2 separate regions of the Homo sapiens genome follow, and region 1 is linked to region 2. A link is an interaction called in ENCODE POLR2A ChIA-PET data of the cell type or tissue named here. Cell type or tissue: endothelial cell of umbilical vein. All regions are shown on one strand. Links, peaks and the distances in the headings refer to the core of each region. The heading gives the core; the rest is flanking DNA. Region 1 overlaps PNPT1 (polyribonucleotide nucleotidyltransferase 1). Region 2 overlaps EFEMP1 (EGF containing fibulin extracellular matrix protein 1).

Region 1 (4,402 bases), core at 297-4,296, 250 kb after region 2:
AAATTAGCCGGGCGTGGTGGCGCATGCCTGTAATCCTAGCTACTCAGGAGGCTGAGGCAGAAGAATCACTTCAACCCAGGAGGTGGAGGTTGTAGTGAGCCGAGATTGCGCCATTGCACTCCAGCTCAGGCAACAAGAGCAAAACTCCGTCTCAAAAAAAAAAAAAAAATTGTTTACTTATCAAATTGAACTAGGTCAATTTGAATATGTGTATTGCTCTAATGTATGGAAGTTCTTAGTATAAGAGCTGAAGGATCATGACTTTCGGTTAATAGATGTTTGAAATAGATGTTTAGAGGTTACTGATACACATGTCAAGTTGTTCATTCCCATCATTTAAAATATCACCTTATAATTCCACAGAAAAGTAAATGGTATGTGGACGTCATAATTTAGAATGTGTAATCTTTTTTAAAATCTTATAAAAATACACTGGACTCAGTGGTACGTGCCTGTAGTCCCAGCTACTTGGAAGGCTGAAGTGGGAAGGTCACTAGAGCCCAGAAGTTCGACACTGTAGTGTGCAACAATCATACCTGTGAATAGCTACTGTACTCCAGCCTGGGCAACATAGCAGGACTCTTATCTCTAAAAAAAATTTTAAATCTTATAAAAATGTAGGTATATCTGGCCAGGCATGGTGGCTCACACCTGTAATCCCAACACTTTGGGAGGTCAAGGCGGGTAGATCACCTGAGGTCAGGAGTTCGAGACCAGCCTGGCCAACATGGTGAAACCCCATCTCTACTAAAAATACAAAAATTAGCTGGGTGTGGTGGCGGGCGCCTGTAATCCCAGCTACTCAGGAGGCTGAGGCAGGAGAATCTCTTGAACCTGGGAGGCAGAGGTGGCAGTGAGCTGAGATCGCACCACTGCACTCCAGCCTGGGCAAAAAGAGTAAAACTCCATCTCAAAAAAAAAAATGGTGGGCACAGAAGCTCATGCCTGTAATTCCAGCACTTTGGGAGGCCGAGGCGGGTGGATTACATGAGGTCAGGAATTCAAGACCAGCCTGGCCAACACGGTAAAACCCCATCTCTACTAAAAATACAAAAATTAGCTGGGCATGGTGGCAGGCACCTGTAATCCTAGCTACTCGGGAGGCTGAGGCAGGAGAATCACTTGAGCCTGGGAAATGGAGGTTGCAGTGAGCCGAGATTGCGCCATTGCACTCCAGCCTGGGCGACAGAGCAAGACTCCGTCTCCAGAAAAAAAAAAAAAAAAGGTAAATTCATGACTCAGGGTTAACTAGTTCATAAAATATTACAAATTTATCTGGCTAAACCAAAGATTTTTAAGTCAATAAACATTGATTATATATCTATTGTGTGTAAAATAGCATGTTAGGCAATGTTGATATACTTCTGAAATATTAAAGATTAATTGAAAATGAAAGATTAAATTTATTTGCTTTCTACACTTGATATCGACTATTATTTAATAACAGTAACAAAAGTTTTTATTCTCACTTCTGCTTTCTAAGACATAATTCTTATTTTAAGATATCATCCTTAATGGTAGAATTTCAAAATTGCAATTTGTGTTTTTCTTAAATTTTCTGTTTTCTTTTTCAAAGGAACTCCCAACTCCTAATAATATGGAAAATGAAGCCAGTTCTTAAACAAACTCCAGAAACCTGAACTGACACAAAGTACAAATACAGCTTACTAACTGCAAACCACCAAAAGAACACCATTTCTGCTTAAACCAAGAGCCTACACTTTATGTCTGAACTTTTCTTATTTTTGTCTTCATTTAAATGTTGGTAGTTTTCCCTACTTTCCAATGAAGTTTTTCTTTTTCTTTCTTTCTTTCTTTCTTTTCTTTTTTTTTTTTTTTTTTTTGAGACAGAATCTCACTCTGTTGCCAGGCTGGAGTGCGGCGGCGCAATGTTGGCTCACTGCAACCTCCACTTCCCAGGTTCAAGCAACTCTCCTTCCTCAGCCTCCCTAGTAGCTGGGATTACAGGTGCCCTACACCCGGCTAATTTTTGTATTTTTATTTTATTTTTTCTTATTTTTTTGAGATGGCATCTTGCTCTGTCGCCCAGGCTGGGGTGCAGTGGTGCATTCTCAGCTCACTGCAAGCTCCGCCTCCCGGGTTCACACCATTCTCCTGACTCAGCCTCCCCAGTAGCTGGGACTACAGGCACCTGCCAATATGCCCGGCTAATTTTTTTTTTGTATTTTTTAGTAGAGACGGGGATTCACCATGTTAGCCAGGATGGTCTCATCTCCTGACCTTGTGATCTGCCCACCTCGGCCTCCCAAAGTGCTGGGATTACAAGCATGAGCCGCTGCGCCTGGCCCCAATGAAGTTTTTCTATGACGGCTATATTATATGCTGGAAACACTAATTTATAGTGACTCAGATCAAACTGAATGCCATCTTTGGTGGTTAGCTCAATACAAGTACTTAAAAGTAAGACTTTTTTTCCCATGACTTTTGTTTTGATACAGGAACACACATACTCCATAAGTTACTGTTCTATCACAGTACAGTTTTTATATAATCATTTTTTCTTCTATTACAGAATATCTTACATTCTTGGATCTAAAATGAAAACATGAATATCTTTCTTAGTTCAGTTCAGCCAAGCATAGCATTCTTTTATTCATCATTTAACATGTGCCAGGCATTATAAGGTATGCAGGGGATGTGTCAGTAAATAAAAGACCTAAGTTAGGCCGGGCACGGTGGCTCACACTTGTAATCCCAGCACTTAGGGAGGCTGAGGCGGGTGGATCACCTGAGGCCAGGAGTTTGAGAACAGCCTGGCCAACATGGAGAAACCCCGTCTCTACTAGAAATACAAAAATTAGCCAAGCGTGGTGGCACATGCCTGTAGTTCTAGCTACTCGGGAGGCTGAGGCAGGAGAATCACTTGAACCCGGGAGGCAGAGGTTACAGTGAGCCGAGATCGTGCCACTGTACTCCAGCCTGGGCAACAGAGCAAGACTCCATCTCAAAATAACAAAAACAGACAAAACAGCTAAAGTTCCAATGCTCATATTCTAGAGTTTGGAAATTGATAGCAAATTACGATACAGCAGGTCCTTGAATAACTTTTTTTTCAACATCATTTGCATTAAAATGTTGTTGAGAAGGAAACAAAACATTGATTCCTGGCCAGGCTTACCGTCTGTGTGGAGTCTGCACTTTTTCCCACGTCTGCAGGAGTATATTAGTCCATTCTTGCATTGCTATAAAGAAATACCTGAGGTTGGATGCGGTGGCTCATGCTTGTAATCCCAACACTTTGGGAGGCTGAGGCAGGTGGATCACCTGAGGTCAGGAGTTCGAGACCAGCCTGGCCAACATGGTGAAACCCCGTCTCTACTGAAAAAAAAATACAAACGTTAGCCGGCCATAGTGGTGCACGCCTGTAATCCCAGCTACTCAGGAGGCTGAGGCAGGAGAATCGCTTGAACCTGGGAGGCAGAGGTTGCAGTGAGCCGAGATCATGCCACTGCACTCCAGCCTGGGTGACACAGGGAGACTCCATCTCAAAAAAGAAAGAAGAAATACCTGAGTCTGGATAATTTATTTTATTTTGTTTGTTGTTTGTTTTGAGGCAGAGTTTTGCTCTTGTTGCCCAGTCTGAGTGAGTGTGGATGTGTGTGTGAGTGCACCCTGCAATGTGATGGCTGTCCTGTCTAGTATCACTTCCCACCTGGCACCCTGAACTGCCAGGATGGGCTCCAACCACCCAAAACCCTGAACTGTTGTAATTTGATAAATCATCTTGTTTTATTCATCTTTCTTGAATGTTGTCTAGCTCACATTTACTTCAGTGTTTAACATCAGAAATGTTTTGGTCTTTATTTGCAAGTTTGGTAATTTTTTTTTTTTACCAGAAATGTGCCATAGGATCTTAACTCTTGTTTATATCAATTAGCCTGTGGTAAATTTGGTTTCATTTTATGTAGTTTATCTTAGAGTTACAGTTTGCAAGAACCTATCGAAGACATTAAGTAAGAACTTAACTGTACAACATGTCAGGTAGTGGTAGGTACCTTAAAGAAAAACAACTAGATAAAGAGATAGAGTGATAAAAGTTACTATTTAATATGAAATGATCCAGAATGTCTTCTCTGAGTAGATAACATTTCAGCACAGACTTAAATGAAGCAGAGGAAAAAGATATGCAGCTATTTGGGAAAGAATTCTAGATAGAGGGACTAACAACTTCATTTTCACTTGGCATTGCGTTGAATTGTTTACAAGATACAACAGCCAACAGCCTTTCAATTTATAACCCAGTTTCACATAGTCTTACTCCTTAATCTTGTGCTTGTTCTTCACCGAAATTAGAAAGCAAAGTAGCAAAGTTTATTAACGAATATGAAACAAGGGATGGCCAATACAATATGATATTTTTTTTTTTTTCTTTTTTTGAGAC
Region 2 (4,402 bases), core at 137-4,136:
CTACCATGAGTCTGCCACAGTGATGATCTAAGACCTCTGAAATCTGCCTCAGGGGTCTTAAATCATCACTGTGGTAGACCCAGGGTAGTATTTTGGTTTTTATACAAAAATTGTCATCTAGGAATCACAAGTTTTATGATATTGTTAATGAAGCTTAGAGTGGTTGTTGAAGAATGATGAAATTATATGATCCTTTTTTGTGTACTACTTAACTTCATGATATAGGAGAGCCGAATGAATATAAAAGTGATACAGATAAGGCAAAATTAGATTTTACTTATAAATTACTGTAAATATGAATGTACACACACAAATTTATATCACCTTTTGATCTGAAAGAAATTTCTTATAACTAGTTCATTATGCTATCACTGAGCATTTTTTACTTTTCTAGAACTGTAACCTGCATACTCATTAAGGCACATTTAGTAAATTATTCCAAGAAGTACACTGCTTTGAGAAAATATGGATTTTTAAACTACACAGGCTAGAGGAATATGATCAAATTGAATCCTTTGCATTCTGAAATTTGCAATGAAAGATTTATACATACATGTTGCCCTGCTGTTTGCAAAAACAAACAGCTACAGGGAACGTATAATATTAAAGGTTGATTACACCCAGTTATTGGTTAGATTTTTAGAAATTTGTCAATGGAAATTATCTCAAATACAATATATTGGATGGAAAAGCAAGTATCATACAATCTATTAAAATTTTTAACATACAAAACAATACCATATGTTCTAATGGATGCATCCCTGTCTAACAAAAGTACAAAAACATCTCAGGGAAGGATTCATTCCTACCGAGACAGTGGTAGCTGATGGGTCAAGGGATGAGGATGGTGTGAGGCTTTAGCTGTATCTGAAATGTTTCTTAACAAAACAAAATGAGCCAAGACCAACATGACAAAATGTTAGCATTTGTTAAATCTGAGCAGTACTCACTGGTATTTGCAAAATTATTTTCTGAACACTTGAAATAATTTATAATTTTAAACATTTCCAATGCAAGAACATTATAAACTTTTAAGAATAAAGTAAAAATTTAGCTTAAGAAGTGGCAAAATGGAGGAAATATCAACATCTTCACAACTGACAATTCTTTCTGTGTTGCATGTCTCTGACAGACATAGACGAGTGCACTGCAGGGACGCACAACTGTAGAGCAGACCAAGTGTGCATCAATTTACGGGGATCCTTTGCATGTCAGTGCCCTCCTGGATATCAGAAGCGAGGGGAGCAGTGCGTAGGTAAGTACCACAGTGCAGTGAGCACGGTCCTGTCTTGAGTACCTTAACTGTTTCAACCTCAAGCATTCCAATCAAAGCATTCATGTTTCTTTGGAGAGTGGTAGCCAATAATTCCTTATTTTTTTATAGACTACCAATCCATTTTCCACAATAACAAGAAACAACCTTAAAGGTTGAGCTATTCTGGATAACAAAGTGTTGGTTAAATGTTAGACGAAGCAAGAGCAGAAATTTGGGGTATGAATGGGACAATAAAAACAACCACAAAAAAATTTAAATTTGCTGTTTTGGGGGCCATCGCGCTAACACACTGGTACTGTGGGCTTCATTCACCATTCACTGCTGCAGAGCATAGCATAGCACAGCACATAGAGCAAATGGTGGAGTTGCATTCCAAGCACCAACCCCAGCTCGCTTTGAGACCTTGAGCAAGTTACTTAAATCCTGTGTCTCACTATGTTCACTTGTACTGTGGAGATGATACTAGGCCCTACCTCCAGAGCTCATGTAGGGAATGCTTAGAATAGTGCCTGTCCCTGTGCAGTAAAGCTGTTTGCTATCGTTGTATTCTGAGTCAACAGATGGGTATTAAAGGCTCTTTATACTGCAAGCCTTTGTAGGGTACCATGAGTACAAAGCCAAGTTCAGCACGTGCCTCTGCTGGAGGGCCTAAGAGCGTGAGCTCCCTGACAGCAAGACCAGGTCATCTTGTGTCACTGTGGTCTCCCCAGTCCCTGAAGTGTGCCCACCATGTGATGGAGGCTCTATGCGTGTGTTTTGAGTGAATGGAAGATCAAAGTATGAGGAAGCCAACTGGCAGATAGTGAAGTAAAATACAGTACTCTGGGCTCAATCATGAGGCCCAGCACTAGGCATGAAACTCTGACTGTCCATTTATTTACATACCCCTTCTTACCACAGATCAGTGAAAAAGCCTTATTTCCTCTTAGGAACAGAGGGTGAGGATGTGGGGACAGACAACCAGCGTCAGTTTTCGCCTGAGAATGTGAGCTGTTGATGTTCACATGTCAACACTGAGTTCCATGTGGGCCCCAGCCCAGTTCTGTCTGCCATAGGGCTGTGCCTAGATGCTGGGGTTAGTGCCCAGCCTCTGAGGAAGGCCCAGGGTTTGCTATAAATGAAGCTGTGATTTAAAAGAAGAGTGTGTAGAAAACTCCAGAGATAACAAAGTTTGGCCATTGTATTAGACAGGAAAATAAATATTTGAGGGCATAAAAAGTACAGAAAAAAGAACTAATCCAACTTAGTGTGGGGTGAATCAAAGATAATGGAACATACGGTCACAGCCCTTTTAATGTGGTAGGAGGAAATATTCCTAAACTCAGATCTAATCATGTGTCTTCCCCTCCTGCTTCCCTCACTGAGAGAATCAAGTCTACATTCCTCGACAGAGCATGAAAGGTCTTGCTCAATCTGATCATTGTCCAGTTCTGTTGCATAAACACCTCTCCCCCACCACAAAATATTACACCCCAGCTTTATTCCACCAGTTCCCCACACACGTCACACAGTGTTACTTACACTTTGGTGCCTCTATACAAGCTCTTTACACAACAAAAACATTCCCTCCTGGCAAATTCTTATTTCACTGTCAAATCCTAGCTTAGGATCACTTCCTCTGGGAAGCCTGCTATGATTTACCCAAATATAATTAGTTGCTCCTCCCCTGTGCCAGTACTTCTCAAATTATGATGAAGGATACTTTTTTGTAAATTTCCAATCTACGGCAGACCAATACTTCTGTAAAGCACAATAAAAATAATGTTGCACTAATGTCAAATTGCTATTTCTAAACATGTACTCTCAGTTTCTGTATTTATTCATTGCAGACTGGTCCAAATAGCCCATGAACCAGCAGCAGTCAGCAGGCCACACTTCAAGTAGCATGGTGCTCCCTGTGTCCCATACACTCCTTTCTATTGTTGATCTTCTCATTCCATGGAATAATTTGTTTCATGCCTGTCTTTCATACCAGACAAGGCAGAACACATGTATACTGATTATCATTATAAACTTGGGGTGCCAAACACAGTACCAGCAAATAAGAATGGTTCAATGAATGTTTATTAGTTAAGAAGACATGCGTCACATATTCACCAAATAGTTATTGAGGGCTTACTGTGTAACAAGCATTGTTCTAGGAACTGGGATAATAGTAAACAAATTTTACAAATTCATAGCCCTCGTGGAGCTATTAGAAAGTATAATACCATTCATACAAATTAGCTATCAATACTAGCACCTGATGATAGTACTGAGGACTAGGAAGCACTATGCTAAAATTGCTCTTAATTAGTGTGAAGTTTCGATTTATTCGAATAATGTTTATTGAACACCTACTACTATGCCAGGCCCTATTCCAGATCTAACAATGAACAGACAAAAAACCCTCTACCTCCACCTCAAGGGGAGAATGTCATGCACTATAGTGAGGGAACACACAAGAAGCAAATAAACACATAACACAATGTCGAGTACTGTTAAGGACTACAAAGAAGTCTAAAGCAAGGTAAGGGAATAGATAGGGCAGAAGAACCTATTTGATATTGGTGGGAAAGGTGGCCACCCTGAGGAGGTGACATTTGAATGGACACCTGAACCAAAGTAAGGGGAAAAGCCATGTGAATATCTTCTTACTATTTATTTCAGTATTCAAGTTAAATCAAATATATCTTGCAGCTTATTAGCTCCCATTTATGTTTACTTGCTTTGTGCCAGTAACTTTGCCTACATTATGTCTTGTAACCCTCCCAATAATTCTACTCACAGAAGAGGAAATGCAAGCTCGAGAAGTTAAGACCAAGCTAGTAATTGCCAGAACAAAGATTCAGACTCAGGTTATCCTGAGGCCACTTGAGCACACTACTTAATTTTAGTTATTAAAGTACCAAAAGAGCCCAGCATAAAGGTTTGTTTTGTTTTGTTTTGTTTTACCACAAGGCAGTGTCACTATATAGCATTACATTGTATATGCATAATGGTTGTTTTAAATTACACATGCCATGTTGAAGTTGTCACAAAGTGTAGAATCATGAATTAATGAAATTTTATTATGCTTCTAAGATGTTAGTCCTACTTAGCAAGTTCTTAGTTGAGCATTTTATAGTTGAAAATATTTATATGAGA

The links. ChIA-PET counts read pairs that join two places held together with the same protein. Peaks named below come from ENCODE experiments on the same cell type or tissue, not always from the same donor. Only the 100,000 strongest peaks of a DNase experiment are listed, where the experiment ranks them.
Region 1: POLR2A ChIA-PET joins it to region 2 with 5 read pairs; 3 of 35 experiments call an interaction of 5 or more read pairs at or near these places.

The regions. Positions count from the first base shown.
Region 1 is chr2:55,631,083-55,635,484 of GRCh38, reverse strand. PNPT1 (polyribonucleotide nucleotidyltransferase 1) reads left to right here. Exons shown (of 28, transcript NM_033109.5): 28 at 1-1,424. PPP4R3B-DT (PPP4R3B divergent transcript) reads right to left here. Exons shown (of 3, transcript NR_186624.1): 3 at 2,584-3,505. Among named protein-coding and RNA genes, the nearest start is that of PPP4R3B-DT, 15 kb to the right of the region's middle. In endothelial cell of umbilical vein, for the core only: no CTCF peak of the experiment used is centred there; no DNase peak of the experiment used is centred there.
Region 2 is chr2:55,878,465-55,882,866 of GRCh38, reverse strand. It overlaps EFEMP1 (EGF containing fibulin extracellular matrix protein 1), which reads left to right. Exons shown (of 12, transcript NM_001039348.3): 6 at 1,133-1,255. Among named protein-coding and RNA genes, the nearest start is that of EFEMP1, 43 kb to the left of the region's middle. In endothelial cell of umbilical vein, for the core only: no CTCF peak of the experiment used is centred there; no DNase peak of the experiment used is centred there; H3K27ac peaks cover 237 bases.